Regions from separate parts of the Homo sapiens genome. Here all the other regions are linked to region 2. Evidence: read pairs that join two places in POLR2A ChIA-PET (ENCODE). Cell type or tissue: GM12878. All regions are shown on one strand. Links, peaks and the distances in the headings refer to the core of each region. The heading gives the core; the rest is flanking DNA. Region 1 overlaps SIPA1L1 (signal induced proliferation associated 1 like 1). Region 2 overlaps SIPA1L1 (signal induced proliferation associated 1 like 1). Region 3 overlaps SIPA1L1 (signal induced proliferation associated 1 like 1).

The links. ChIA-PET counts read pairs that join two places held together with the same protein. Peaks named below come from ENCODE experiments on the same cell type or tissue, not always from the same donor. Only the 100,000 strongest peaks of a DNase experiment are listed, where the experiment ranks them.
Region 1: POLR2A ChIA-PET joins it to region 2 with 11 read pairs; 5 of 35 experiments call an interaction of 5 or more read pairs at or near these places.
Region 3: POLR2A ChIA-PET joins it to region 2 with 21 read pairs; 6 of 35 experiments call an interaction of 5 or more read pairs at or near these places.

What each region holds. Positions count from the first base shown.
Region 1 is chr14:71,426,236-71,436,349 of GRCh38, forward strand. All of the region lies in intron 2 of SIPA1L1 (signal induced proliferation associated 1 like 1), which reads left to right. Among named protein-coding and RNA genes, the nearest start is that of SNORD56B, 33 kb to the left of the region's middle. In GM12878, for the core only: no CTCF peak of the experiment used is centred there; DNase peaks (open chromatin) are centred at 4,536 and 4,876; H3K4me3 peaks cover 452 bases; H3K27ac peaks cover 3,926 bases.
Region 2 is chr14:71,549,964-71,560,077 of GRCh38, forward strand. The region is part of intron 4 of SIPA1L1 (signal induced proliferation associated 1 like 1); the gene reads left to right. Among named protein-coding and RNA genes, the nearest start is that of SNORD56B, 160 kb to the left of the region's middle. RefSeq lists enhancers at 372-531, 5,210-5,269, 5,430-5,489, 5,600-5,659 and a silencer at 6,080-6,179. In GM12878, for the core only: no CTCF peak of the experiment used is centred there; DNase peaks (open chromatin) are centred at 4,568 and 5,828; H3K4me3 peaks cover 573 bases; H3K27ac peaks cover 6,408 bases.
Region 3 is chr14:71,494,084-71,504,197 of GRCh38, forward strand. All of the region lies in intron 2 of SIPA1L1 (signal induced proliferation associated 1 like 1), which reads left to right. Among named protein-coding and RNA genes, the nearest start is that of SNORD56B, 100 kb to the left of the region's middle. In GM12878, for the core only: no CTCF peak of the experiment used is centred there; a DNase peak (open chromatin) is centred at 3,858; H3K4me3 peaks cover 665 bases; H3K27ac peaks cover 4,930 bases.

The DNA of each region.
Region 1 (10,114 bases), core at 852-8,851, 120 kb before region 2:
ATTTAAAGTAATGACTGATAAGGAGGCACTTTTGTCATGTTGCTATTTGTTTTCTACATGCCTTGTAGCTTTTTGGTTCCTTATTTCTAGCATTAACTGTTGACTTTTGTATTTGTTTGTTTGTTTGTTTTTAGTGAAACCTTTAAAATTTTTTTTTTCTTGTTTGTATTCTGTAGGTATTTTCTTTGTGGTTACCATAGGAATTACATTTAACATTCTAAAGTCATAATACCCTAATTTGAATTTCTTTCTTTTTTTTTTTTTTTTCCCAAAGACAGAGTCTCACTCTGTTGCATAGGCTGGAGTGCAAGTGGTATGATCTTGGCTTACTGCAACCTCTGCCTCCCAGGTTCAAGCGATTCTCCTGCCTCAGCCTCCTGAGTAGCTGGGATTACATGCGTGCACCACCATGCCCAGCTAATTTTTTTGTATTTTTAGTATAGACGGGGTTTCACCATGTTGGCCAAGCTGGTCTCAAACTCTTGACCTCAAATGATCTGCCTGCCCTGGCCTCCCAAAGTGCTGGGATTACAGTTGTAAACCACTGCACCCAGCCTGAATTTATACCAGCTTAACTACATAAACTCTCTTCCTCTAATAGTTCAGGCACCACCTTTTTCACTGTTGATGTCACAGAATTACATCTTTATACCTTGTGTGCTCAAAAACATAAAGTAATAATGAACTAATAAGAGATTAGTGCATTCATTTCTTAAACCATGTAGAAAACAAAATGTGGCATTGTAACTAATAGCACTACCTTTTAGACTAAATTTTTAGAGAAAGTTTAGTCTCTTAAATCACAGAGCAAACAAAAAATGCAGTTACAGACTGTTTTTACAATGATACTTTTATAATTGCTCCTGCATTTTCTTTTATTGAAGTCTTTATTTCTTTATGTGGCTGCAAGTTACTTTTTAGTGTCCTTTTATTTTTACCCTGCAGGGACTTCTTTTATCATTTCTTGCAAGACGGGTCTAATGGTAGTCAACTTTCTCAGCTTTTTTTTTTGTCTGAGAATGTCTTCATTTCGCACCCACTTTTGAAGGACAGTTTTGACAGAATAACATTCTGGTTGATAGGTTTGTTTGTTTGTTTTTTGCACTTTGAATATATCTTCCTACTGCCTTTTGGCCTCCAAAGTTTCTGATGAGAAAACTGCTAATAATCTTAGGAGGATCCTTTGTATGTGATGAGTTGCTTTTCTCCTGCTGCTTTCAAGATTCTATCTTTGTCTTTAGAAAGATATTATAATGTGTATCAATGGGGGTCTCTTTGAGTTTTCTTGTCTCCTTTTGGAACTCTCACAATGTATGTGTTGCTTAGCTTGATGGTGTCCCATAGGTCCCCTGGCTCTGCTCACTTTTCTACAGTCTTCTTCCTGTTTCTCAGACTTGATCATTTTCATTGTCCTCTCTTCAGGTTCACTGATTCTTTCTTCTGCATCCTCAAATCTGCCTTTGATTCCCTCAGTGGATTTTTCATTTCTATTGTGCATTTCAACTTCAAAAATTTTTTTCTGGATTTTGCATCTCTTTATGAATATTTTCATTTTGCTTATGAATTTTTTTTTAAGTTTCTCTACATCTTCCTTTAGTTCTTTGTTTATCTTTAACATGGTTGTTTTTGTCTAGTAAATCTGCCAACAAGTATTTTTCAGGGTCAGTTTTTAATTTATTTTTTCCTTTGAATGGGCAGTATTTTCCTGTTTGTGTTTCTTGTGATTTTGTTGTTGTTGTTGAAAACTGGACACTTTATTTTTTTATTTTTATTTTTTTTGAGATGGAGTCTCATTTTTTTGAGATGGAGTGCGGTGGTGTGATCTTGACTCACTGCAGCCTCCACCTCCCAGATTCAAGCGATTCTCCTGCCTCAGCCTCCCAAGCAGCTGGGACTATAGGTGTGTGCCACTGTGCCTGCTAATTTTTGTATTTTTAGTAGTGATGGGGTTTTGTTTGCCATGTTGGCCAGGCTGGTCTCGAACTCCTGACCTCAGGTGATTCCCCCCACCTCAGCCTCCCAAAATGCTGGGATTACAGGCATGAGCAACCATGCCTGGCTGAAAACTGGACATTTTAATCTCATAATGTGCCAACTCTGGAAATCAGATTCTCCCCCTTCCTTATGATTTGCGGTTTTTTTTTTCTTTTTTACTGGTTTTATTTTTATTTTTATTTTTATTGTAGGCTGTCTGTGTGCTGATGATCAATCTGATGTGTAAATTTAAGGTCTTTTCAGATATTTTCTGAGTCTGCACCTTTCCCTGACCATGCATGGTCACGTTCTAATTTTCCCCATATATGTGGTTGCTTTTGAATGGCCTAGTCTTTAATGTCTGGCCCTTAAAAGGGGTAAAGAGAAAATTGAATGGGGGTTGGGGAGAAGGGCTCTGGCCTGTTAAATGCCCTGAAGTCCCTTTGGTCAAAAAGGAGGGGCTTCCTGCAAGAGGGGAGGTTCAACAACAGTGGCCTCTTTGCACTTTTGTGATCAGAAGCAGCAGTCAGCCATTAGAGCACAGATCCCTGATATTTAGAGGGCAGGGTCCTTTTTGCCCATCCTGGCTCTTGCCAGCTGTGTGCAAACTACTCTAGGAAATGTGTGCCCAGCTACCTGCCCCAGGACTTGGGGTAGATGATGGGTAGCTGCAACTACGGTAAGAGCCAAAATTAAATGAAAATAACCTCAATGAACTGTTCAGGCTTTCTGCTAGAAGTTGCAAGTTTTCCATAGATTCCACAGCTCCAAAATAATTATTTTGGATAGATTCTGCCAGTGCATCTATTGTCTGGGCGGGAAGACAGATTCCTGATACTTGCTACTCTGTGATCATCCCAGAACCTGCTCCTCAATTTCATTTTAATTTAGTAATAGTTGCTGAGATATTATTTTTATTTCACCGTATTATTTAATCCCAAGTCACTTGATAACATTTTGTTTTTGTGGGACATTTTTTCAAGATTAATTTTTTAATAGAAGTAATAAATTAGTCCATTTATAAGGTTTGAGTGCCTGTTTCCTCCCCACTTCCCTCGTCCTGGTTCTCTGGCTTGCTCTCCACTGGTAAACAGTTTGTTGATTTGGTACTTTTATTTTTATTTATAATATAAAAGCATTGTATTTTTGTATTTTAGAAACTTCACATAATTGCCATTGTATTTAATATCTGTAATTTTTTTTTTTTATTCAACAACTGGCTTTGGATAGGTATTCATGTTGGTTCATATAATCCCAGTTCATCCTTTTTAACTGCTGCCTAGTCATGGGGATTGATTTTTTTTTTCTTCATTTTTCCCATTGCTGAACTTCTAGATTGTTTCTGATAGTTCCTGATTATAAACAAGGCTGCAGGCAACATCCTTGTCCTTGGCTCTGTGTATATGGGCATGTTTCTCTATGCAGTTGTCAGGTCATGGGATATTGTAATAGACACTCTCGAATTGCTTTATCTAAGTGGCTTCCATCAGCAGAGGATAGGTTCTTTAGTCCTATATGTTTATATGTGGAGAAATGGTACAGGATAGGAACTGTGTTTGAAGACCTGATGTATATTTACAAATAGGTAGATCTCATTAGCTTATAATATTTGGCTTTGAAGTTGAAGGCTAGTTTTATTCATTGCACTGTATTTTGCTATCAGATGTGAATTTATTTAGAAATAAAGAATTCTGCTGTTGAATAATTGCAGGTAAATTACTATAATTACCATTGAGCTTTTATGTAAAAGTAACACCTTGTTTTACAATCTGTGCATTGGGGGTAAAGCTAGGTGTGAGGGTTGTCTTAAGTGCTTCTGAAGTTTGGAAGACTTCTTCAGTTAACTGCTAATCTGTGTTCTAATGGCTGAGGGATGTGTTGTATATTCAGCATCACACCTACCTCATTATGGACACCACAGGCAGAGGGAATACATAATTAAATGAGAGCTACTGCTGGGCAGAAATAGGCACACCACCTCCTCTAGTTTCCCTTAAAGGACTGTTGGTTTCAAAGTAAGAATGGTATTTATTCTTTTCCTTTTTTTTTGCATGGTTGTCTGGTATGATGGGGAATATTTCTTTCTTCCTTTTGATCTTTTAAGAAAATAAAAAACTGTAATACTTATTTTATCAATAAATTATTTTCAGAAGCTTTGGTTTTTGAAGTTATCAGTCTTCATATGCCACTTCTTTCTCCACAATAGTTACGTCTGTTCCATTTTATCTCTACAATCCTCTAGCTGGAGATCTCATCAGTATTCTGAGCCTCACTCTATTCATCTAACAAATGGGGCTAATAAGCCAGGAGCCCAGCAGGGTTTTTGGGAGCATGAGGTTGTCAGTGCAGTGCCTCATAGGAAACAAGCTGCACGGGACCAGAGAAATCACTTAATCCAGCCTTCTCCTATAACAGATGAGAAAACTGAGGCTGAGTGTCACATAATGTGTAGCTTCTCTCCCTTTTGTTTGTGCTTAACTAATATCTTTCTCAGTTGTGGGATCACTTTGCGACTCTGCTTCTTGAGAAACCACAGGGGCAGCTTTTGCACAGGGCATTTTCCTTGCTTGCAATTTCTCTTTCTTTTCACCACCTGTCAAGTCACCTTGCCCTCCCTTTGAAACACATTCAAATTCATTTCCTCAGGGAGGCTTTTCTAGTTCATCCTTAAAGATGGGTATTTCAAATCCTGATCAACTCAGTTTTATCCTTCACTGTGGAAATGTGAAGGACCTATTATTGATATTATTATAAAGGTCCTATATAGATATACATATACACTTATATTTTTTGTTATTTAGGGAAAAAAAACTTCTTGAGAACAAATTTGTTAGCAGCGCAGTGTTATTTGTGTATTTTGAAAGGGACAGTTTCAGTTGATGAGATAATTAAATGCACGATATGCTTTTAGCATGTTAACTCCTACTCACAGATCCTTGTTCTGCTTTTCATACAATCAGCTTTCAAGCTAGTAGTCCAGAGCTAAGGATTATGTTAAATAAGTTAGAAGAAAACCACCCACTGCTAATTCACATCTTTTCATATGGGTGAATATTCTTGCAACTTTCCCCTACTGTGCTTTCTTCCACACTATGAAAAGAGGCAAATAAAGTAAAAATGTCAAGTAGCAGTATACACTCCTAAAGATAACTCACAGAAGTAGTTATATGTGGACTTAACTAGTACATAAAAGATTACATGAGGCTGGGTGTGGTGGCTCTCAGCTGTAATATCAGCACTTGGGAGGCTGAGGCAGGAGAATCGCGTGAGTCCAGGAGTTCGAGACCAGCCTGGGCAACATCGTGAGACCTAGTCTCTACAAAAAAATACAAAAATTAGCTAGGTATGGTGGAGCATGCCTGTACTTCCAGCTACTTGGGAGGCTGAGGTGGGAGGATTGCTTGAGTCTGGGAGGTCAAGGCTGTAGTGAGCTGTGATTGCACCACTGTACTCCAGCCTGGGCAACAGAGGCAAGATAGTGTCTAGAAAATAAATAAATAAATAAAAATAAATCACATGAAAGCCAAGTTGGACTTCATAATCCTTAACATGAATGAACTATAAGGGCCAAGGGAGGGCTCCTCTTGGCCTCTCTGAAGGTTTGATAGAAAATCAACTCAGAAAAGGCAGATTAATTGGAGAAAAGGCATGCAAATTTATTTAATGTGTGTACACAGAAGCTTTCAAAATGAAAACCCAAAGATACAGGGAAATTGTCTATTTTTATGCTTAGGTTCAACAGAGTATAGACAGCCGTGTAGAAATAGGCTTTGACAAAAAGGAGGTGATTAAATGGTAATCAGTTGAGTGGGGAAACTCAGCAGGGCCTGTCTAGGTGGTGCTTCTTGCTTTCTTTTTTTCTTTTTCTTTTTTTTAATTTTTGAGAAAGGATCTTGTCTCTGTAGCCCAGGCTAGAGTACATTGGCGTGATCACAGCTCACTGCAGCCTCAAACTCTTGGGCTCAAGCAATCCACCTGTTTCAGCCTCCGGAGTAGCTGGGACTCTAGACCTGTGCCACCTTGCCTGACTAATTTTTTATTTTTTGTAGAGATGAGGCCTTACTATGTTGCCAGGTTGGTCTTGAACTCCTGGGCTCAAGCAATCCTCCTGCCTCGGCCTCCCAGATTGTTGAGATTACAAGCATAAGCCACTGTGCCTGGCCTGCCTATCTAGATTCTTGTTGGCCTCTCTGAGCATGAATTCCTTCCCTCGGGGTCTGAGGCACAACCTTCTCTAGAATGGGGGCCTAACAACCTACAATCACACAAGGTAGTCAGATAATTTCTTTATGGCCAGTATTTACACAGAAAGGTGGAGGGAAAGTTATAGTAATGTATTTATGTTTTATGACTAGCTCTGAGGAAAGGGATTTCTGGTTTCTATGATCTGCCTTGGGAAAGAGGGATTCCAGTTTCTATGGTCAGCCTCAGCAGAGAGTGGGACTGAGAGACAGGAGGGCAGGAGAAGGTCAGAGAAAAGCGTTTGCTTCTGAGACCTTCATTTTGGGGTATTGTTTTCTGCACCTCAACAGAATGAACAATCAAATGAATGTTTGATTGTACAACATGCACATTTTTATTTAATTTCATAGTACTGAATAAATCCTTTTCACATTCATTTGCGAACTGCTTTTATATGCCCCTGATTTGTAATCAAATACTATTTTGTTTTTGTGGCTGGGCTGCTATGGAAATAGGAAGTAAATGTTACAGGTAGCTCTTCCACTGAACATGCACAAATGCATGTGTTGGTGTGTGTTTGTATGAAAGGATTATAAGATCTTTTGCTTAGAGTGTGAATGGAAAGGGGTATAATAGAGTTTTATATCTGGAAAGAACCTTATTTGTTATCTGTTTATAGGTGAGAATGGATATTTACAGAGATCAGGTGGTTTGACAAGGTTATTCTGCTGTATAGTGTTAGAGCTAAGGCTTAGAACTCTGAGTTTCTGGAGTTAGAGAGCACTCTTAATGCTTTGGGAGAAACTTAGCAGTATTCTTTTTACCCGTTCAGGGAACTCAGAGTCTCTATTTCCTGAATTATCTTTTGGATTTTGGATATTTGCAAGATTAGATTATCAATGGAGTTTGAAGGTAGACTCTTGTCTGGATATTATTATTATTTGAGATAGTGCCTCATTCTCTTTTCCGGACTGGAGTGCAGTAGTGCAATCACAGTTCACCATGGCCTCAACCTCTCGGGCTCAAGCAATCTTCCAACCTCAGCTTCCTGAGTAGCTGGGACTATGGGTGTGCGCCACCACGCCCAACTAATTTTTGTACTTTTTGTAGCGACGGGGCTTCACCATGTTACCTCGGCTGGTCTCAAACTCTTGAGCTCAAGGGATCCTGCCACCTCAGCCTCCCAAAGTGCTGGGATTACAGGCGTAAGCCACTGCACCTAGTGCTTGTCTGGACATTCTTAAGCATGCTGTCCATGAGTTTTTTTTTTCCTGAGAAAAGATCATTGAAGACCAAAACTTTGTCAAAATCGGAGTTTTATCACATTCTTACATTGCAAAATAAGGCACTTTTCATTGAAAAGGATTTTAATACCTTCCATGGAAAACATTCTTGAAAATCCAAGGCAATTTCATAGTTTCACCTTTTCAAATGTTGACTTTAAATGAATTATGCCCAACCTTTATTGTAAGGATTATATCTTATCTATCTTTATATTCTCTACAGCCCCTAGCACAGAGCAAAATGTCTAGAAAGTTGGAAGGTAGTATATTTAAAATGCCTCTCTATTTTCCCACTTAAATCCTTAGTGAGAATTACTTCACTTCTCTTTGTCCTTTGCTTTTCTCTTCCATGTGATTGTGACTAATGATCAAAGGAAACCCTTAGAATTGTTGAGACATTTGGAATACAAAATTTCTCACTAATTAAAAATTGGATCACTGGACCAGAACCTATTAATTTTGGCTTTCATTTGTTGAACTCTTTCTGTGTGGTAAATATTTGTCAGATTCTTTGAGTACAGAGATGAGTTTGACAGCCTCTACTGTTAAGGACCTGAAATCTAGTAGATGAGACAGATGTCCTGTATGTTTAGGTGCAGTAATGGATATATTTTAAAAGTGTTGAAGAAATACATATACTCTTGATGTTTCTTATTAGCAATATGTAGAAGGATATGAGTATCACAGATGAAGTAAGTTTAATCACAAAGTAATTAGATTTTTAAAAAGCTAAATTTTATGTTTTCATATGGATGTTACAAGTCCATGGAATAATATTCCAAGGTAATACAGTGAAGCTAAACTATATAAATTTTATTCAGATTTCACCTGTTTTTCTGTTCCTGTCCTTTTTGTTTTCCAGGATCTAATCCAGAAATGCCACATTTCATTTATACGTATGCTCTTTTGTTTGGTTTTGTTTGAGACAGGGTCTTGCCTTGTTGCCCAGGCTGGAGTGTGGTGGGACAATCATAGCTCACTGTGGCCTTGAACTCCTGGGCTCAAGCGATCCTCCCACCTCAGCCTCCTCAGTAGCTGGGACAACAGGTGTGCACCACCATGCCCAACTAACTTACTATTTTTTTGTAAAGTCAGAGTCTCTCCCTATGTTGTCCAGGCTGGTCTTAAACTCCTGGGTTCAAGTGATCCTCCCACCTTGGCCTCCCAAAGTCCTGGGATTACAGGTATGAGCCACTGTGCCCAGCAATATGTATGCTTCGTAGAAATTTATTTTTACACAAATGGTAGCATACTGTACTATGCTTTCATTGTGTTTTATTCCAGTTTTTACCTAGTCTCTTAATAATGGACTTTAAGTTGTTTCCAATCTTTTGATATTATTAACAGTGCTACAGTGGCTATCCTTGAGCTTGCAAGTATGCAGTTTATATGGAGGCATTTTTGGGTGGAAGAATATATTCGTATCTTTATTGCTAAACTGCCCTGCTTAAACATTGTATACATTTACACTCCTCTCAGCAATGTATGTGTTTTTCTTTTTTCTTTTTTTTTAAATTATACTTTAAGTTCTAGGGTACATGTGCACAACATGCAGGTTTGTTACATATATATACATGCGCCATGTTGGTGTGCTGCACCCATTAATTCATCATTTACATTAGGTATATCTCCTAATGCTATCCCTCCTCCCTTCCCCCACCCCACGACAGGCCCCGGTGTGTGATGTTCCCCTTCCTGTGTCCAAGTGTTCTCATTGTTCAATTCCCACCTATGAGTGAGAACATGCGGTGTTTGGTTTTTTGTCCTTGTGATAGGTTGCTGAGAATGATGGTTTCCAGCTTCATCCATGTCCCTACAAAGGACATGAACTCATCCTTTTTTATGGCTGCATAGTATTCCATGATGTATATGTGCCACATTTTCTTAATCCAGTCTATCATTGATGGACATTTGGGTGGGTTCCAAGTCTTTGCTATTGTGGATAGTGCCGCAATAAACATACGTGTGCATGTGTCTTTATAGCAACATGATTTATAGTCCTTTGGGTATATACCCAGTAATGGGATGGCTGGGTCAAATGGTATTTCTAGTTCTAGATCCTTGAGGAATCGCCATGCTGTCCTCCACAATGGTTGAACTAGTTTACAGTCCCACCAACAGTGAGAAAGTATTCCTATTTCTCCACATCCTCTCCAGCACCTGTTGTTGCCTAACTTTTTAATGGTCACCATTCTAACTGGTGTGAGATGGTATCTCATTGTGGTTTTGATTTGCATTTCTCTGATGGCCAGTGATGATGAGCATTTTTTCATGTGTCTGTTGGCTTCAGCAATGTATGTGTTTTACCTCCCCCTTGCAGGTAGCGTGTGATTTAACAATTCAATTTTGCAAATTTCATAGGTGAAAAAATGGAATTTTATCACTATTTTTCTGTGCATTTCTCTTGTTATAAGTGAGGTTGAACATACTATCGTGTGCTTAAGAACAATTTCCCTTTCTGTGAATTGACTCTGCCAATTTATCTATGGAAATAATGTTTTTATATAAAAAGGAAATTAGCACTTTGTGATAGGGGCTGCTAGTTTTTTCCAGTGGGTTTGTATTTTGTCGTTTATGGTAATTTTTGCTATATATGAATTTATTTTTGGATCATCAGGTTTATTACTATTCTACTTCATGGTTTTGGAATTTTATGTCTTACTTAGGTCTTAGGC
Region 2 (10,114 bases), core at 1,468-9,467:
ACAAGGCGAAGGGAGCTGGGTGTGGTGGCTCACACCTGTGATCCCAACACTTTGGGAGGCTGAGGTAGGAGAATCACTTGAAGCCAAGACTTGGAAACCACAGCGAGACCCTGTATCTACAAAAAATTTTCAAAAAAATTAGCCAGGTGTGTTGGTGCGTGCACTTGTAGTCCCAGGTACTTGCGAGGTTGAGGTGGACGGATCACTTGACCCCAGAAGTTTGTTGCAGTGAGTTGTGATGACGCTGCTGCACTCCAGCCTGAGTGACAGAGTGAGACACTGTCTCAAAAACAGAAATTTTTTTTTAAGTTTAAAAAAGCCAAAGGGAAATGATGGACAATAAACTTGCTCCATGCAGCTGGGTTTCTCTGTGACTCTTAGGAGAGGACCTCAGAAAAGGTATAGTGTGGAGTAGTCTAGAGCTGAAGTTATAAGCAAAGCAGTTTGTTAGCTCACTGAAAACATCTGAAATGTGAATTTTACTTGGTGTTTCTGATTTTCTGGTAAGATCTGGAAAGTGAGAGTCAAAACATGGAGTTCAAGTCTGAAGGGCAGTGAGTGTGTTGATGGAGAACCAGACTGAGGCAGATGTCTTTCAGTATATTATCTGTGAAAAAGAGAAAGACAGCTCCGTTCTGGGCTGGTTTCTCTTCTCTCTCAAAGCGATGTTATCTAGTTGCATGACTTGAAATATCCTCTGTATGCCTCTCTTGTTCCTAACTCTGCTTATCCAACTCTTCAGACTTGTATTTCCAATTACTTTTCTGATATTTCCACCTTTATGTCCAATAGACATCACTAATTTAACATGGTCAACAAAGAATTATGAGCAATCCCAGCACTTAGGGAGGCTGAAGCAGAAGGATTGCTTGAGCCCAGGAGTTTGAGACCAGCCTGAGCAACAAAGCGAGATTCTATCTCTACAAAAAATAAAGATTAGCTGGGCATGGTGGCATGTACCTGTAGTCCCAGCTACAGCTAGTTCCAGCTAGTGCCCGGGTCATTTCCCTTTCCTCTCCAGCCACACTGGCACTTTTTACCTTGGACACGCTGTTTGTTCATATCCTAGGGTCTTTCCACTTGCTCTTCCCTCTGCCTGGAACATTCATGCCTTGTGTAGCTGATTCCTTTATGATATTTAGTCATTTAGTCATATCATCTTAAATGACTTCTTTGCAAAGAGGCCTTCCTTGACCAAATCAGTTGAGGCTGATGTGGGAGGATCGTTTGATCCCAGGAATTGGAAGCTGTAGTGAGCTGAAAAACAAAACAAAAACCTTGATGTGTGTCTAGGGTAATGAGCTCATCCTTGTTTCCTGGGACTTTCTTGGTTTTGACACTGAAGTCTCACATTCTAGGAAACCTCTTCTTCCCAGGCAAACCAGGATGGCTAGTCTCCCTATTTATAGTCCTTAAACCTGTTTCTGTCTCACTTGAAATTCCTTGGGAGAATCATCTGTCCAGTTGCTCAAGCTAAGCATTCAGCAGTTATCCCTGATTCATCTCTTTCTAAACCCATCAGTAACATATTTCTTAACCACATCTAATCCATCAGTATGCCTAGTTGGCTCTACTACCAAAAGTGTCCAACTCTGTCTGCTTCTCTGCATCTCTGCTGATCCCACCTTAATGCAAGCTGGTTTGATCTTGAGCTGCGTTATGTCATGAGACAGTGATGTGGAACCTGCAACCTTTCATGTTGCTCTTAAAGTCCAACCCCATACCAGGCCCTGCAAGCTTCCTCACAGCCCCACACCATCTGTCTTTTCTTTTCTGGGTCATTTCCCTTTCCCCTCCAGCCACACTGGCACTCTTTACCTTGGACACGCTGTTTGCTCATGTCCCAGAGTCTTTCCACTTGCTCTTCCCTCTGCCTGGAACATTCATGCTTTGTGTTACTGATTCCTTCATGACATTTAGTCATCTTATCTTAAATGACTACTTCACAAAGAGGCCTTCCTTGACCAAATCAGTTTAAAGTAGCCAGCCAGCCAGCCACTCTTGATCATATTACTATATTTTAATTTTCTGCATGGCACTTCTAGCCATCTGACGTTTATCTTGTTTATTGATTTGCTTGTTCTCACTCTCCCCTACTAGACTGTAAGCCCCTCAAGAGTGATGGCTTTGATTGCTGTACCCGCCATCCTTTCCCCAGGCTTTAGGACAGTTCACAGAACAAGGGCCAGAAAATATTATTAATTGTAGTAAAGAATAAATGTATCCTAAGCCATTTAATTAAAACTTTGAGATCTTGAAAGTTTTAGCAAGCAAGAACCAGTAAGTGGAAATTAATTGTACCATAGCTATTATTACTACCACAAAAGGTACAGAATATCATTGATATTATCTTCATTTAATAGGTTATACTGATTTTATGTTAGCTAAAATTTTAGGTTTATTTACAAATGTATTTTCCCATACCCTATTTCTTTTTTTTTTTTTTGAGACGGAGTCCCGCTCTTTAGCCCAGGCCGGATTGCAGTGGCACAATCTCGGCTCACTGCAAGCTCCGCCTCCCAGGTTCACGACATTCTCCTGCCTCAGCCTCCCGAGTAGCTGGGACTACAGGCGCCCGCCACCACGCCCGGCTAATTTTTTTTTTTGTATTTTTAGTAGAGACGGGGTTTCACCGTGTTAGCCAAGATGGTCTCGATCTCCTGACCTTGTGATCCGCCCGCCTCGGCCTCCCAGAGTGCTGGGATCCTGTTTCTTTTAAGCTGGTAATTTATTGAATGGTTGAACTTTTCTCCTGCAGCAGCTTTTGAGTTTGTATCCTTAGTATGAAAGTTCAGTCATTCCATACATCAGTCTGTGGGGACTACCGAGTGCCTTGGAGCCTTCCTTCCTTACTTTGACCTAAGGGACTGTCTTTTGGAACTTGAGTGGTTATAAATCTGCACATTTCAGTGTCGAAAGTATTTCTAAACCAGGGTCTCAACCTTAGGACTCTGGCATTTGGGGTCAGATAATTTTGTTGTGAAGGGCTGTGGAATTACATGTTCAGCTGCATCCCCGGCCTCTACCCACGAGATGCCAATAGCGCCTCCTCAGTTCAGATTGCCGATATCTCCAAATGCTGCTTAGTGTCACTCTGGAGGGCAGAGTCTCCCCTGTTGAAATCCACTCTTCTAAGCAATGAATACTTTTTCTTCTATTTCCTTTATACTGAGAGATAATAATTTTTAAAAAATCAGATAGAAATCTGGCTCAGCTTTTTTGGTGGGGTGAATGTAGCAGATTTTTAAAAGCTATTATAAGGAAAGATTGTTCATCTTCCACCATTACTAAGTTATAAGAATCTATTTTCAACTTGTATGTTTCTATAATTCCACAGTACACTTTGTGTTAGGAACCCTAAAATATTCTGGGGGAATTTGTTCTTTCAGTGTTTCTATATTTTTCGCCTGCTCCCATCACCATGGAGCTAAACACTTTGAGACATGTTAAGTTAAAAACAGTAATGACAGAAGAGGAAAAAACATTTTGCTTCTGCATTCTTTTTTCCTCTCTTCTCTTCCTCCTTACCTCAGTCAGCCAAATAGGGTATTAGTTTGAATGTTTTAATTGGATGTCAAGATAGGAAAGGCATGTTTTTCAGAGCTTATTTTTTCTTAGGAAATGCTAACAGTATAATTTGAACAGACCTGTGAATTGATATTCTGAGATAAGGTAAAATATACCAGGAATGTGTAGGGAAGGAGACTTTTTCCTTGGCCTGAACCCATTTTATAGATTTCTGTGCTTCAGAGATCCCATTGTATTGTTTAGGTAGGGCTACTCTACATCATATACAATTCTTTTTTTTTCATATAGAAAACAAATATCAGAATGTATGTAACCTAGTTTTTAGTGTAGAACTGATTGATTCATTGAATAAATGCAATTCTTGTCAGCTTTCTTAAATTGAGACCTTAGCATAGTGTTTTGTATAAAGTAACTAGAGACAGACTATTTTTCAGATTGTGGTTTGTGTTTGAAATTCATGTCCTCATCCAGGTACAGACTTTGAACTTTGGCCTATCTGAATGGAATATTCCGTTCAGTCCTTTCAAATGTAGCAAGAATGAATATAAAATTAGAGAAAAAAGTTTTCTTTCTTAATATTTACGACCTGTAGCATCTTCTGTTAGTTTGTAGGAACATGGTACTGATACGTTATTTCTGTTCAGCAAAGGTAGTTTAGAGATTTTTTTCTGTTTAAGATACAGTATTTTTTTTTCTGAACAAATTAATGTCTTGATATTGAACCTTGGTTTCACTGTGCTCAAACCTTCAAATGTTAATTTAAGGAAGTTTAGATTCCTCATTTCTTTTTAAACAGTATTACTGCTTTCTTTGCACACATGAAGCCATGATATTGAATTTAAAAGCAGATGACCTTAAAATCGTGCAACTTAAACACCACAGACTTAAAAATAAAAAATATAAAGATTTTTAAAGAAGAAAGTTAAAAAAATGTATCTGCTTTTCTGATGTAGGCTGGTGAGAAAAGATGTTCTTTTTCTGTTGCTTTCAGTCTTTAGCTCCCTGTCAGTTCTGCCCCACTGTGAAACCGAAGATGTTCTCAGCATTCTTGAGTAACACTTCCCACAGGTGACCTTCTGTATAAAGAGAGCTTGTTGTTGTTGTTGTTAACTTCTATATTGATAAGAAAAAGATAACAGTTCACAAATTACAACATCCTGTGATTTGATTCTTCATAAAATTTTTTGGTGAGGTTTTGGGAATTTCATTCTTGTTCCCCTGATCTGCTACACTTGGGCTACCACACTTTTTATAATATTTATTGCTATAAACATAGTTTGGGAGCATTTAGGTTGTTTATAGCTCCTTGCTATCCTAAATAATGCTGTGATGAACCCTTTTTTTGCACAGAATTTTGTCTTTTGAATTGTTTCCTTAAAAAATACTCAGGAATAAAATAACTGGGAAAAAAAGTATGTAAGCATTTTAAAGGCTCTCGATACATATTCCTAATTTAAAAAAAAAACAACAATTTCACTCTTCCAGTAGCTAATGAGCACATTTTATAAAAATTAATACCTCTTATTTTTCTTAAAGCATACTTAAGGGCCCTACGATTTTCAGATTGTAAATAAGCATTGGCTTCAACTTTAAGTCTCCAGCTGCATTAGCCCCTAATAAGAGAGTCAGACTGTTCTTTGAACCTTTGAAGCCAGGCATTGACTTCTCCTCTGTAGCTATGAAAGTCCTGGATGACATTTTCTTCTAAGAGAAGGCTGTTTCATCTATACTGAAAATCTGTTGTTTATTGTAGTCACCTTATCAATCATTTTAGCTAGATCTTCTGGATAACTTGCTGGTGAGCTTGCACTTTCATGTTATGGAGACAGCTTCCTTCCCGAAACCTGATGAACCAATGTCTGCTGGCTTCTAACTCTTCTTCTGAGTTTCTTCACCTCTCTCAGCCTTCATAGAATTGAAGAGAGTTAGGGCCTTGCTCTGGATTAGGCTTTGGTTTAAGAGAATGTTGTGGCTGATTTGATCTTCTTTCTCTCCAGAACACTAAAACTTTCCATCTCAGCAGTAAGGCTGTTTTGCTTTCTTATCATTTATGTGTTCACTGCAGTAGTACTTTTAATTTTCTTCAAAAACTTTTCCTTTGCATTCACAACTTGGCTAACTGGTACAATCCTAGCTTTCAGCCTCTCAACTTTCAAATGTCTTCCTCACTAAGCTTAATCATTTCTAGCTTTTGATTTAAAATGAGACACCTGTGACTCTTCCTTTCACTTTCAAGTTTCGCTTGAACTTAGAGGCCATTCTAATTTCAGTGTTGTGGTCTCAGAGACTAGAGAGCCCAAAGAGAGGGAGGCAGATGGGGAATGGCTGGTGGGTGGAGCAGTCAGAACTCAAACGACATTTGTTGATTGTTTGACATTTGTTGATTGATTGCCGTCTTCTGTGAGTGCAGTTTGTGGCATTCCCCAAAAGATTAGTAGTAACATCAAAGATCACAGATTAGAAATCACCAAAACAGATGTAATAATATGACAAAGTTTGACATATTGTGGGAATTACCAAAATGTGACACAGAGACAGGAAGTGAGCACATGCTGTTGGAAAAATAGCACTGACAGACTTGCTCAATGCAGGGTTGCCTCACACCTTCAATTTGTAAAAAAAACACCTGCAAAGTGCAATAAAGTGAAGTGCCATAAAATGAGGTGTGCCTGTATTGTATTTATTGAACAGAAACATTTTTCAAATGTTTAACCAATTTTTTCTTTTGTGAATTGCCTACTGTTTCAGAAAAACTCTCAAACCGTGTCTTTCCTCTGCTTTCATACCACCATGACAATCATCAACACAGAAAACACTTCTGTGACAAAAGCTGTGGGTTTTTTTCTCCACATGCCAAACAGCGTACACTGGCTGGATGTTCTCAATTCAGTTCCAACACTATCCACCCTAAGATAGTGTCAGATTCCACAGGTTGGGGGCTCAGTCCCCAAGACTGCCCCTTACATCTTTGGACATCATTGGTAAATCCAGGCCTCCAGACTTCTGACTGACCAACTTTAAGTTGGTGTTCCCACAACCCCATGTTTGGGTTTAATTAATTTGCTGGAGCAGCTTACAGAACTCAGGGAAACATGTTTACTGATTTATTTAAAAGGATATTACAAAGGATTCAGATGAAGCGTTGTGTAGGGCAAGGTATCAGGGAAGGAGCACGGAGCTTCCGTGCCCTCCTTTGGCGTGCCACCTTCCAAGAACTTCTACATGTTCACCTCTCCAGAAGCTCTTCAAACCTGGTCCTTTGGGTTTTTATACAAGGAGGTTTTATTACATGGCCTGGTTGACAACCGTGTAGAAATGTGATTGGACAAAAAGCACATTATCTAAATCCAGCAAGGCCTGTCTATTCAGACTTTTCTTGGCCTTTCTGTGTAGCTTTCCTTCCCGTAGGATATGGAGCAGGACTCTCTGGAATGAGTGTCTTTTGATCCACAATCAGATTAGAGCCCTGCCTTGGGCAGGTGAAAGGACAGGAGGTCAGAGAGAGAGAGATTCTGTTTCCTGAGGCCTAAAGTACCCCAGCATTATAACAAGGACTGTGGGAGTTAGGAGCTAGGAACTGTGGACAAAAACCAATATAGCTATCATAACACCATACCCATTAATACTTCTTTTCCCATTTTTCTTTTGGAATCTTAGTATTTTATCTTCCTTCACAAATCTTTGCATATATTCAGTGTATTCAGTCTGCGTTGTATTTATGGTATTTTTTAAACTAGTATTTGGTTTGCCTTTTAATGTACAGATGTTTAAAAGTTTCATGTACCCAAATCTGTCAATGTTTTCTTTTGTGATTTCTTTCATTAGTTTTGCTCATGGAAAATGTTTCCCCATTAGATATCACATTTTTTCCCTGATATTTTATTAATTTCAAACTAAGTCCTTACCACCCATTAATTTCATAAGAAAAGAAATCCACTATTTGAGAATTAGGAGCACTTTGCTGCTGATCATGGTTACTACAGGTTGTATTTTTGTAGTTCTCTGCACAAAGGGGCCACTTGCACTAATTGTTAACTTTTGGCTTTGATGTGGTACTTGAGATGTGAGTGCCTGTTTAATTCTGTGTTAATCTGTGGTTCTGTTACATTTGGATCGTTGCGAAAGTACCTTATTGAATACAAATATGAAAATGAACAAAGTAAAATAAAATTAAACTAGTCATGATTGACTCCTATGTGAGTTCATACTTTAAGAGGCCCAGAAATTGTGACTCTTTTCAGATGTAACTGATATAAAAAAACCTACCTTACTTTCCTGTGATAGTTATGGATTGTAGCATTAGGCTCAAGTTGACTGCCAACATAGTTTATGGTGATAACTGCTATATTTCTAATTTGTACAAGTTCAATTTTTTAGAAATATATAAATCCATTGAAGTGAAAATGCTTCCAATTTGCTGGAAAATGAATATTGCTAACTTACATCGTAGGTAATTATTAAGTGTTGGTTTGTGATACTTAAATCAGTTGTCTCATGATTTTTACACCAAAAACTCACTTTTAGAAGTAATATTCTTGTTGGCATTCCAGGTGACATAGGTAAAAAAATATTTTATTGAATTTAAAGCCTAAGTATGTAGTGATACTCTTACATCATATGTTTGTTTATTGTCTGTCTCTCAAAGTAAATATAAACATTTTTAGGGCAGTATTTTCAGCATGTAGAATGATGCCTCAAATATTTATGGAATAATGGATATTTGTTGAGTGAATATCAGGGCACGGACTTAAAATTATAGGAAAAAGAAATACTTCTGCTTGAGTACCTAGAATTTACCAGCCATTGTATGAGATGTTTGGTGATCTCATGACTATATAGAGAGCATTGTTTTTCTAAAGATGAACCTGGGTTTACCTTTGCCATTAATTTTCTGGATAACATCAAGAGTGATAGGTTTTTAGGAGACAGTAGGAAACTACAGACAGTGGAGAGCTCCATCATGTTTCAAGGTAGATTTCTCTCCTGGGAGAAGGTTACTAAAGAGCCTTAGCTAACCACTCTCTCTGTTTTCACTTGGCTGTAACCAGAACTGTAATCAGAAATGGCGTGGAAGGCTGGTGAAAGCCGTGGTTGCTGTTGAACGGGCATATGTGCACTTAGGTAGTTTGCTGATGTAGGTTTAGTTTGTGAATCTAGATAATCTGGGAGTCTCTTTTTAATTTCCTGAAGCATTTTGTTTTTGTTTTTTTAGAGACAGGATTTGCTCTGTCACCCAGGCTGAAGTACAGTGGCACAGTCATGGCTCACTATATACTCAAACCTCCAGGGTCAACCAAGTCTCCTACCTGAGCCTCCTAAATAGCTGAGACTACAGGTGCACGCCGCTACACTTGGCTAAGTTTCTTATTTTTTGTAGAGACACGGTCTTGCTGTATTGCCAAGGCTGATCTCAAGCTCCTGGCCTCAAGTGATCCTCCTGCATTGACCTCCCAAAATGTTGGGATTACTGGTGTAAGCCAGGGCACTTGGCCTTGCCGAAGCATTTTGATGCATGCAAACTAGCAGCAGATGTCAACATTTTCATTTTCTACTCAATCGTAATTTCAGCTTTACTTTTTTTTTTTTTTTTCTTGAGATGGAGTCACACTCTTATCTCCCAGGCTGGAGTGCAGTGGCGCTATCTCAGCTCATTGCAACCTCCGCCTCCCTGGTTCAAGCGATTCTACTACCTCAGCCTCCCGAGTACCTGGGATTACAGGCATGCGCCACCAGACCCAGCTAATTTTTGTATTTTTAGTAGAGAGGTGGTTTCGCCATGTTGGCCAGGCTGGTCTTGAACTCCTGACCTCAGGTGATCTGCCCGCCTCGGCCTCCCAAAGTGCTGAGATTATAGTCTTGAACCACTGTGCCCAGCCTCAGCTTTACTTTTTGTAGAGAAAGGCATCAAAAGGAAGTTTTTCCAACTTTTCTTAATAATAGGTACTTTTTATAGATTTTCCCCTGCCCAGTGGCATTGGACTCTCCCAGAAAAATTTTATGCCAGGATTGTTGTAAAATATTGTCAAGCATTCATGATTTTATCATTTATGGTGGTAAGGGTCTCATAGAGATGTTATGTGAAACACTGTAACATTTTCTTTACCTGCCAAATAAGTATAGAGTAATAAAAAGAACAATTGTTTTTAAAGCCAAAAGATTTTGACCTGGTTCCTGATTTATCATGAGTATGCTTTTAACCTGATCTATGGTTGTGAACAGAATAAAAACTTTTCTGCATTTTTTCTACGAAATTAAAATGTAATTCTTAAAATTTCCAAAAGCATGTTTTCTAACTATTGAAAAAATAAGTTTATTCCCATTCAAAGTAGAATTATATAAACTTTTTTTTTTTTGTATAAAGTTTCACTTCATGTTACTGAACTGGACTTGACATGGAAAACTTGTCCTTGAATAATCATTGAAAAATAGGCTGGGGGAGTGAGACTTTTTCATTAACACACTAAATTTATGCTCCATATGTAAGATATTTGTATATTTTTTAGTGGACTCTGATTATTGTAACTGAATTTAAAGATGCATCTTAAGACCCTACTGTAATCTACCTACCATTAATGTGTTCATTCGT
Region 3 (10,114 bases), core at 601-8,600, 57 kb before region 2:
CCTATTCAGATGCCTTTAATTTTTGTTCTGTTTTATTTTGTTTTGCCTTCTTGTAACAGTTAGAATCTTCATTGGATTGTTGAATAGAAATGGTGACAGTGGACGTCCTTGTTTTGTTCCTGATGTTAGAGGGAAAGCTTTCAGTCTTTTACTGTTGGTATGATGTTTGTTCAGGCTGAGGAAGTTCCCTTATGTTCCTGGTTTACTAAGGCTTTTTTTCTTTTTCTTTTTAAATCATTAGTGGTGTTGAATTAAATTTTTCAAGTGCTTTTTCTGTATATATTGATATAATCGTGTGGCTTTTTGTCCTTTATTAATATGTTGTATTAAATTAATTGACTTTTGGAGGTTATAATAATTGATTTTTGGATGTTAAACCATACTTGCTAAGATGAATCCCGTTTGGTCATAGTATCTAATTGAGATTTTCTTTTCTTTTCTTTTTTTTTTTTTTTTTGAGACAGGGTCTTACTTACTGTGTCACCCAGGCTGGAGTGCAGTGATATGATCTTGGCTTATTGTAGCCTCATCCTCCTAGGATCAAGCGATCCTCCCGCTTCAGCCTCAATAGTAGCTGGGACTATAGGCACACGCAACCTCATCCAGCTAATTTTTAAAATTTTTTGTAGAGATGGGACCTTACTATATTGCCCAGGCTGGTTACTCCTGCCTCAGCCTCCCGAGTAGCTGGGACTACAGGTGTGCACCACCTTGCCTGGCTACTTTGTGTATTTTTAGTAGAGACAGGGTTTCACCATGTTTAGTCAGGCTGGTCTCAAACTCCTGACCTCGTGATCCACCTGCCTTGGCCTTCCAAAGTGCTGGGATTACAGGCATGAGCCACTGCGCCTGGCTCAGGCTGATCTTGAACTCTCGGGCTCAGTTGATCCTCCCATCTTGGCCTCCTAGAAGTGCTGGAATTACAGGTGGGAGCCACTGCACCCAGACAGAGGATTTTTTAATTGAGAATTTTTGTTTGTAAATTCTTGAGGAATATTGGTTCATTGTTTTCTTATTTTGTAATGCTCTTGTCTGGCTTTAGTATTGTGGTAATATAAAATGAGCTGGGAAGTGTTGTCTCTTTCTCTGTTTTCTAGAAGAGTTCGTGAAGAATTGGCATTGTTTCTTTATGTATCTGATAGAATTCCATGGTGAAGCCATCTAGTCCTGGTATTTTCTTTTTGGGAAGATTTTTAATTAGTAATTCAATTTCTTGTTTTAGGTATATTGAGATTTTCTGTTTCTTCTTGAGTTGGTATTGGTTATTTATGTCTCTCTAGGAATTTGTCCATTTAATCTAATTTGTCTAATTTGATGGCATACTGTTTTTATATTTTCTTTTATATATTTAAAATATATTTATATTTTATACTGTAGGGTCAATAGTGATGCTCCCTCATTTATTCCTGATTTTGGTAATTTTGGGGGGGATAATTTTCTTTTTTTCTTGGTCAATCTAAATAAAGCTTTGTCTATTTTATTTACTTTTTCAAAGAACCAGCTTTTGGTTTTATTGACTTTTACTGTTTTTCTGTTTTCAGTTTCATTGGGTTTTGCTCTAAACTTTAACTTCTTTCTTTTGGCTTGCTTGGGGTTACTTTACTGTTTAGTTTCTTAAAGTGAAGACGATTGAGATCTTTCTTATTTTCTAAAATAGGTTTAAGTTTAAAGCTATAAAATTCTCAGCTGTGAGCAGTGTTTCACACCTGTAATCCCAGCACTTTGAGAGGCCAAGGTGGGAGGATCATTTGAGGCCAGGAGTTCGAGACCAGCCTGGGTAACATAGTGACACTCCATCTCTACAAAAAAAAAAAAAAAAAAAAAAAAAAAGAAGAAGAAAGAAAAAAAGAATCAGTTGGGTTTAATGGCATGTGCCTGTGGTCCCATCTACTTGGGAGGCTGAGTTGGGAGGATTGCTTGAGACTGCTGTAGTTAGCCATGATCTTGCTGCTGCACTCTAGCCTGCAAGATCCTGTCTTAAAAAAAAAGAAAAAAAAAAAAAAAGCTATAAAATTGTCTTTAGCCACAGCTTTAGCTGCATCCCATAAATTTTGACATGTTGTATTTTTGTTTTTATTCAGTTTAAGGTATTTTAAAATTTTGAGCTGGGTGTGGTGGCATATGCCTGTGGTCCCAGCTACTCAAGAAGCTGAAGCAGGAGGATCACTTGCACCAAGGAGTTCAAGGCCAGTCTGGGCAACATAGCGAGGCTCCATGTCTAAAAATAAAAATTGTATTAATGATGATAATAAATATATTTCTTAATTTTGCTTGTGATTTTTTTTTTCTTTGACCCATGGGTTGTTTGGATGTTATTGTTTGATTTTCAAGTATTTGGAGATTTCTCAAATTTCTTTTGATTGTAGATTTTAATTCTTTGTGATCAGCAAACATATTTTATATTATTTCAATCCTTCTAAATTTGAGACTTGTTTTGTGACATTGCAAATGGTCTAACCTGGACCTTAAAAAGAATGTGTATTCTGCTGTTGTTGGATGAAGTTTTCTATAGATGTCAGTTAAGTCAGTATGGTTAATTATACTGTCTAGTGTTTATACCCTTGCTGATGTTTTGTCTGGTTATTCTGTCAATTATTTAGAGTGGAGTTTTGAAGTCTTCAATTATTAATGAATTGTCTCTCTCAGTTCTGTTTCATTTGTTTTGGTGCTCTGTTGTTAGGTTGCATGTAGGTTTTTAATTATTATATTTCACTGATGACCCTTTTATCATTATAAATTGTCCCTCTTTTTCTCCAGTAATGTTTTTATCTTAAACTAAAAAGAGAATCCTTTAAAAATGATCCTGGGCTGGGCGCGGTGGCTCACGCCTGTAATCCCAGCACTTTGGGAGGCCGAGGCAGGAGGATCATGAGGTCAGGGGATTGAGACCATCCTGGCCAACATGGTGAAACCCCACCTCTACTAAAATACAGAAATTAGCTGGGCATGGTGGCGCGTGTCTGTAATCCCAGCTACTCAGGAGGCTGAGGCAGGAGAATCACTTGAACCCAGGAGGCAGAGGTTGCAGTGAGCTGAGATCACGCCACTGCACTCCAGCCTGGGCAACAAGAGCAAAACTCCATCTCAAAAAACAAACAAACAAAAAAACAAAAAAAAAGATCCTACAGTTTTATTTATTTTTATTACAATGGGGTCTTGCTATATTGCCCAGGCTGGTCTTGAACTCCTAGACTCAAGGGATCGTTCTTCCTTGGCCTCCCAGAATGCTGGGGATTACAGATGTGAGCCACCACACCTGGCCCATACCGTTCTAAATGATCATACACATATACAATCCCAGGAATTTAAATACATGTATGGATTTTTGTGACTTTCATTATAATAAAGATTCAGAAGAGTTTTGTAACCCCCTAAAACTCCCTCATGCTACCCCTTTATAGTCACCTCTTTGCCTACCTATAATCTCTGGCAACCACTGATCTGCCATCCATTCCTGTAGTTTTTTCTTTTAAAGAATGTCACTTAACTTAATAAATTGGGATGTTATATAAGTGGAGCCATACAGTATATAATCTTCCAAGACTAGCTGCTTTCACTAAGCTTGCCTTTGAGATTCATCCAAGCTGTTGCATGTATCAGTAGTTGCTTTTTATTTCAGGATATTCCATTGTGTGGATATACCAATTTGCTTATACAATCACCTGTTGAAGGACACTTGAGTTGTTGCCAGTTTTGAGTGATTGTGAATAGAGCTGCTATGAACATTTGTGTCCAGATTTTTCTGTTAATGTAAGCTTTCATTTCTCTAGGATAGATGCCCAGGTGCATGATTTCTGAGTCATAGGGTAAGTGCTTTATGAGAAACTGCCAAACCACTTTCACGAGTGACTGTATCATTTTTCGTTCTCACCAGCAATGTTGGAGAGTTCTCATTTCCCATTCTTGCCACTACATGGTATTGCCAGCATTTTAAATTTTGGCCATTTTAATAGGTGTGAGTGGGATCTTCTTATGACTTTAATTTGCATCTCCCTAATGGCTAATGGTGGTTTCAGACATCTTTCATGTATTTGCTATCTTTGTACCTCTTTGGTGGAGTGTCCTCTTTAAGCTTTAAATTTGCTATGTTAACCTTTTCTGAGAAATCTTATTTTAGGTACACTTAAAAATACAATCTTTTCTTGATAACAAAGTCATTGTATGAACTGTAATTTTCATATGGGTTTGAAATTACAGGGAAGCTAGCAATGACTATTGAGTGGTGTAAGGCTGCTTATGTCTCTTTCAGGCATTCCTTTTCTGCTGTTAGCATGCCTGATTCTGGCAGTGCTTCCACTTCCATTCGGTTTTTGGTTTACTGCTTTTATGAAATGATCATGAATAAGGCTATAAGAATCATGTTTGAAAAAAAATAGTGAAGTGCTTCTCAGTAAATTCCCCAAGAGCTCTTCTCTAAGGAAAGTACATAAACTCTGTAACATCTGTTTTAGTGCTCCTCCAAACTGGGGGCCCTGAAATTCATCTGAGGAGTCTGTGAGTGTGAATCTGTGTGTGCAGTGAGCATTGTCTATGAGCTGAATAAACAGTATTCCATGCAGTACATATTCTACTATTTTCAGAATTATATGGATGCTGTTGAACAATCTTGAGTTTGGGTAGTTTTTGTTTTTTCTTTATGTAATTTGCCTACCAACTCTTTTGCTGCTTTTTCTAGTCCGTGATGTGGTGAGTAGAATTTTTCAGATGGAGCTTTCTTGATAAGTGAGGTATTACTGTTTGTGACTAGTCAGGACAGGATGAAGTAGGCTTTTTGTTTGTGCTGTTTAACCATAGGTTATCAAATGTTCTTTACAAGGCTTATATTAATTTATTAATTTTTGATGATGTAGTATTGCATACTTTTGCTGAAAAGCATTTTGGGAAAATTAGGATACTTCAGATTCTTCAAATGATAGGGTTTATATGATTTGTCATTAACACTAATCTAACAAGTGACAAGAAAAAGTATATTCCTCAAGTTGTTATTGCATAAAAGAAACATTTAAATCATGGTTTGCAGGGTTGATTCTTTCCCACATTCATCAAGTCATTTTGATGCTTTTATTATAAATAAAACTTGATTAGTAGATTGTTAGTTTAATCAAAGATTATAAAAATAGAAAAGGAGGTGGCACGTGCCTGTAGCTACCTGGTAGGGTGAGGTGGGAGGATCACCTGAGCCTGCGGAGGTTGAGGCTGTAGTGGGCTATGATCGTGTCACTGCATTCCAGCCTGGATGACACAGTGAGACCCTGTCTCAAAAATATGTATATATCTATACAGAGAGAGAAAAGGAAACTCTTCCTATGTATGTAATTTATATAAGCACAACATCTGCTTGCGTATTGTTGACCAGATTTTTTCTCAAGTTTTTAAAGTACTTTGCTGCTTTGCATGCCTCATCCTGTCAAGCAAGTTCTTGTTTAAGGAATATGTAATTGTATCATAATATGGTAATTTGTTATGCAAATATCATATCTTAAATTATCAATCTAACAGCTTTATTTTCCTCAGTTATTTTTGGTTCTCATTTCAGGATGTGAAATAGGATAGCAATAGAAATTAGCAAAAGGAAAAAAAAGGTGATTGATGTGCTAAATAATCATTGCCCTAATTTTAGTAATGAGATATTCAGGGGTGTAATTTGTTTTGGGGGGCTTTTTTGATTTGTTTTGTTTCACATTACTTAGATTCTCAGTTTCTTCATGATATTAAAGCAAAACCTGTCTTTAAGAGCCACTGTGCAAAATTGTTTGAATGAGAATAGAAATTTAAAATCGTTTAATTGAGAAGGAGGTCATTGATATGTGTCCCACCAGAAACCAGAGATTCAGTTCCTAACCATTTTTCACTAAAATAAGCCCTAAGGTTCTTTTTTATTGAGCAATTATGCCAAATTTGTTAGAAATTAAAATCTTTGCATAAACTTCTTTAAAATATCTATTATAAACATGCTAATATTAGTTGAATTAGTCTAAACATTCCTTTTTTTGACATTTGGACGTAGTGTTTGAGTGTCATTGAGATTAACTAGATAAAGGAAGACATTGATAAGTTGAACATTAAAATTAAGAATTTCTCTTCAACAAAATAAAAATTAAGAGCAAAAAGGCAAGTTACAGAGTGGGAGGAAATATTTGCAACACATACATCCAACAGAGCACTCATAACCACAATACATAAAGAGCTACAAATCAATAAAAGCGTGACACTCCCTCCCTCTTGCCTTCCCCCAGCCAAAGATCTAAGACTTGAAGAAGCAATTCACAAAAGAAGATGCTCATTTGGACAATAAAATAAGCCTCTTAAAAGGCCCTCAAAATCATATGGTGGAAGCGCAAATTAAAGCCACAGTTGTATTATTATATTCTTACCAGTAGAACAAATGAAAAAGATAACTCCAAGTGTAGAGCAATTGGACAGCTCTGCTCGTGGAAGTATAAATTGCAACTTATACACCCTGCTAGTGGGAGTAAAATTGCTAGAACTTTTGACCCAGCAGTTCCACTACCAGGTGTACAGATACAATGGAAACACACACATCTGTGCCCCAAAGAATATGCCAAAAGTGTTTATAGCAGCATTATTTGTGCTTGCATCAAACTAGAATAGAACAAAATGTTCATCAAAAGTTAGAAGGGGGCAGGGTGCAGTGGCTCACTCCTGTAATCCCAGCACTTTGGGAGGCCAAGGCGGGCGGGTCACCTGAGATCGGGAGTTTGACACCAGCCTGACCAACATGGAGAAACCCCATCTCTACTAAAAATACAAAATTAGCTGGGCATGGTGGCGCATGCCTATAATCTCAGCTACTCAGGAGGCTGAGGTAGCAGAATTGCTTAAACCCGGGAGGCAGAGGTTGCGGTGACCCGAGATCGTGCCATTGCACTCCATCCTGGGCAACAAGAGCGAAACTCCGCCTCCAAAAACAAAACAAAACAAAAACATTAAAAGGTGCCGAGTGCAGCGGCTCAGGCCTGTAATCCCAGTACTTTGGGAGGCCAAGGCAAGAGGATTGCTTCAGCTCAGGAGTTTGAACCAGCCTGGGGAACATAGTTAGACGTCATCTCTATAAAAAATTTTAAAAATTAGCTGGGTGCAGTGGTGTGCATCTGTGGTCCCAGCTACTTGGGGGGCTGAGGTGGGAGGATCGCTTGAGCCCAGGAGTCGAGGCTACAGTGAGCCATGTTGAAGCCACTGCACTCCAGCCTGGGTGACAGAGCGAGACCCTGTCTCAAAAATAAATAAATAAATAAAAATAAATATATATGAAGAAAAAAGATAAATGGTGAAATCCTCTGTAGTATTTTGCTTTCCATAGCAACAAAGATGAAGTTCACAATGTGAAACAAAAGAAGACATAAGAAAGTGTACATATTCTCTGACCCCATTTAAATAAATTGCTTTTCCCATGTTGTAAAGTGACCATACAAAAACAGGCAGAACTAATCTGTGGTGCTGGAAGTCAAAATGGTTGTTAGCACTGGAGGTTACTGAGGACTTATGAGGGTGGCTTCTGAGGTGTTGGTAATGTTCTCTTTCCTGATCGAGTAGTAGTTACAGTGGTCGGTTCAGTTTCTGAAAGTTCTAAAAGATGTACATGTAGAATTTGTACGTTTCAGTTTTTATAAAAGCTTCATTAAAAAATTAATTGAAGTCTGGGCACAGTGGCCTCATGCCTGTAATCCCAGCACATTGGCAGGCCAAGGTGGGAGGATTGCTTGATTTCCAGGAGTTTGAGACCAGCCTGGGTCTCAAACCATGGCGAAACCCCGTCTCTACAAAATAAATAAATAAATAAATAATACAAAAATTAGCTGAGCATGTTGGCATGTGCCTATAGTCCCAACTGTTCGGGAGGCCGCGGTGGGAGGGCCACTTGAACCCGGGAAGTAGAGGCTGCTGTGAACTGCCAGTACACTCTACCCTGGGCGACATAGTAAGACCCTGTTTCCAAAAAAAAAAAAAAAAATCTTCATTGAACATAGCTTTTTTTTTTTTTTCTTCTGTGTGTCATATTGTAGCCTGGTATGCTAACAAGTAATTAGAATTCTTCAGTATTAGCCATGGTTGTTCTTAAAAACCATTTTACCTTCATGGACTGATGCTTTTATTTGGCTATTTTGGTTTTACTATCATGAGAGCCTTTGAGATACTTGAAAAAAAAAAAAAATATATATATATATATATATATATTTGAGACAGAGTCTCGCTGTGTTGCCAGGCTGGAGTGTAACCTCCGCCTCCAGGGTTTAAGTGATTCTCATGCCTCAGCCTCCCGAGTAGCTGAGACTACAGGCACATGCTACCATGCCTGGCAATTTTGTGTGTGTGTGTGTGTGTTTTTAGTAGAGACAGGGTCTCACTATGTTGGCCAGGCTGGTTTCAAACTCCTGGCCTCAAGTGATCCACCCGGCTCAACCTCCCAAAGGGATTACAGGCATGAGCCACCATGCCCAGCCTAGAATCTTGAGTATTTTAAAAGCCCAGAAACAAAAATTTTTGGCTATTAGGGTAGAGTATGTTAAATATGAAAACTTGTCAACATTTAAAACATGTTGCAGATAACTAAAATAAAATACTCTTATTCCTAGTGACCCATTTAATCCAGAGAGACTATTTTTCACCTACATTAGTGCAAATGTAGTTATGGTTTAATATACTTCTCAGTTTTATCATCCTTGTGTTCTCGTAAGACTCCTCTAACACCGTGTTCTGCCACATGTTAATGAAGTTCTTTATGTTTCTTTCCCTGTTATACTCTGATTTTCTTAAGGACAGGAGCTGCTTTTTAAATTTCTCCTAGCATAGTGCATTCCTTATATTAAATAATCAGAAAATATTATCTCCATATTTTATAAAAGACTTAGTAATAAAATTCCAGAAGTTTTGAATTCTTATGCATGTCCCCCCTTGCTGTAGGACAGTTAGTTGCAATTCTTGTATGATGTAACATGAAATTTTGTAGTCATCATGTCCCTGACCTCTATTGAAAAAATGTGCTTGATAAATTTTAGCATGATGAAGTTTGTATGTCTGAGTTTAGCTTCAAATGGTGTAGATAGTATTATTTAAAAATGGGAAGATCTGGAGTTCTTATATCTAATAGTATAGCTCATTTTATCCTAAGAACAATGCATGTGAAAGTAAATTACAAAGTTATACAACTAGAAGGTCATGATGGAATTTTCTGGCATGTTACCTGTTTTTGTTTTGATGCTGAACCCATGTGTATATTCAGTCACTTTTAAATGTTCTCTGAGTAAACTGCTGTCCTCAATAAGCTGATTATGCTGAAGAAACATTTTAAGATGCTGATTTCATTGACTTGATCATCCTTTATATTTCCAACAGTATAGGCAGAAGTAGTAGAATACATTTATTGGTTGGCAAATTCAGTTTCCTTATTTGTAAAACATTTAAAAATTTGTAGTGCATCCAGTTCAGAGTGGCTAATTGTGATTATGGTAATTGCCAAAGGTGCTTGACGCTGTAAATGTTTCACATATTTTTCTTTAATGTTTCTAGACAACCCATTTGTTGAGATTAAAACACCAAAAAAATCGTCACTGAAATTGTTAATATGTATGTATATATTTATTTACTTTTGTAAACTATGTTGGAATAATTTTATATTTACAGAAAAGTTGCAAATGTGTTAATATGTATTAAATTGCCCTGAGTGATAGTTACTTATCTAGTATTTCTCTTAAAAGTTTAATATTTTTATTTTTTTTGAGACAGAGTCTCGGTCTTGTCACCCAGACTAGAGTACAGTGGTACAATATTGGCTCACTGCAACCTCTGCCTCCTGGGTTCAAGCGATTCTTGTGCCTCAGCCTCCCAAGTAGCTGGGATTACAGGTGTGTGCCACCAGGTGTGGCTACTTTTCTGTATTTTTTGTAGAGACAGGGTTTTACCATGTTGTCCAGGCTGGTCTCAAACTCCTGGCCTCAAGCGATCTATCTGCCTTGGCCTCCCAAAGTGCTGGGATTACAGGTATGAGCCATCGCGCCCAGTCCTAAAAGTTTAATATTTTTAATAAAAATATTCTTGTCTCTGATCTTGTTCAATAAAAAAAAAATTTAAAGTTTTTGTGTTTAAATGAAAGTAT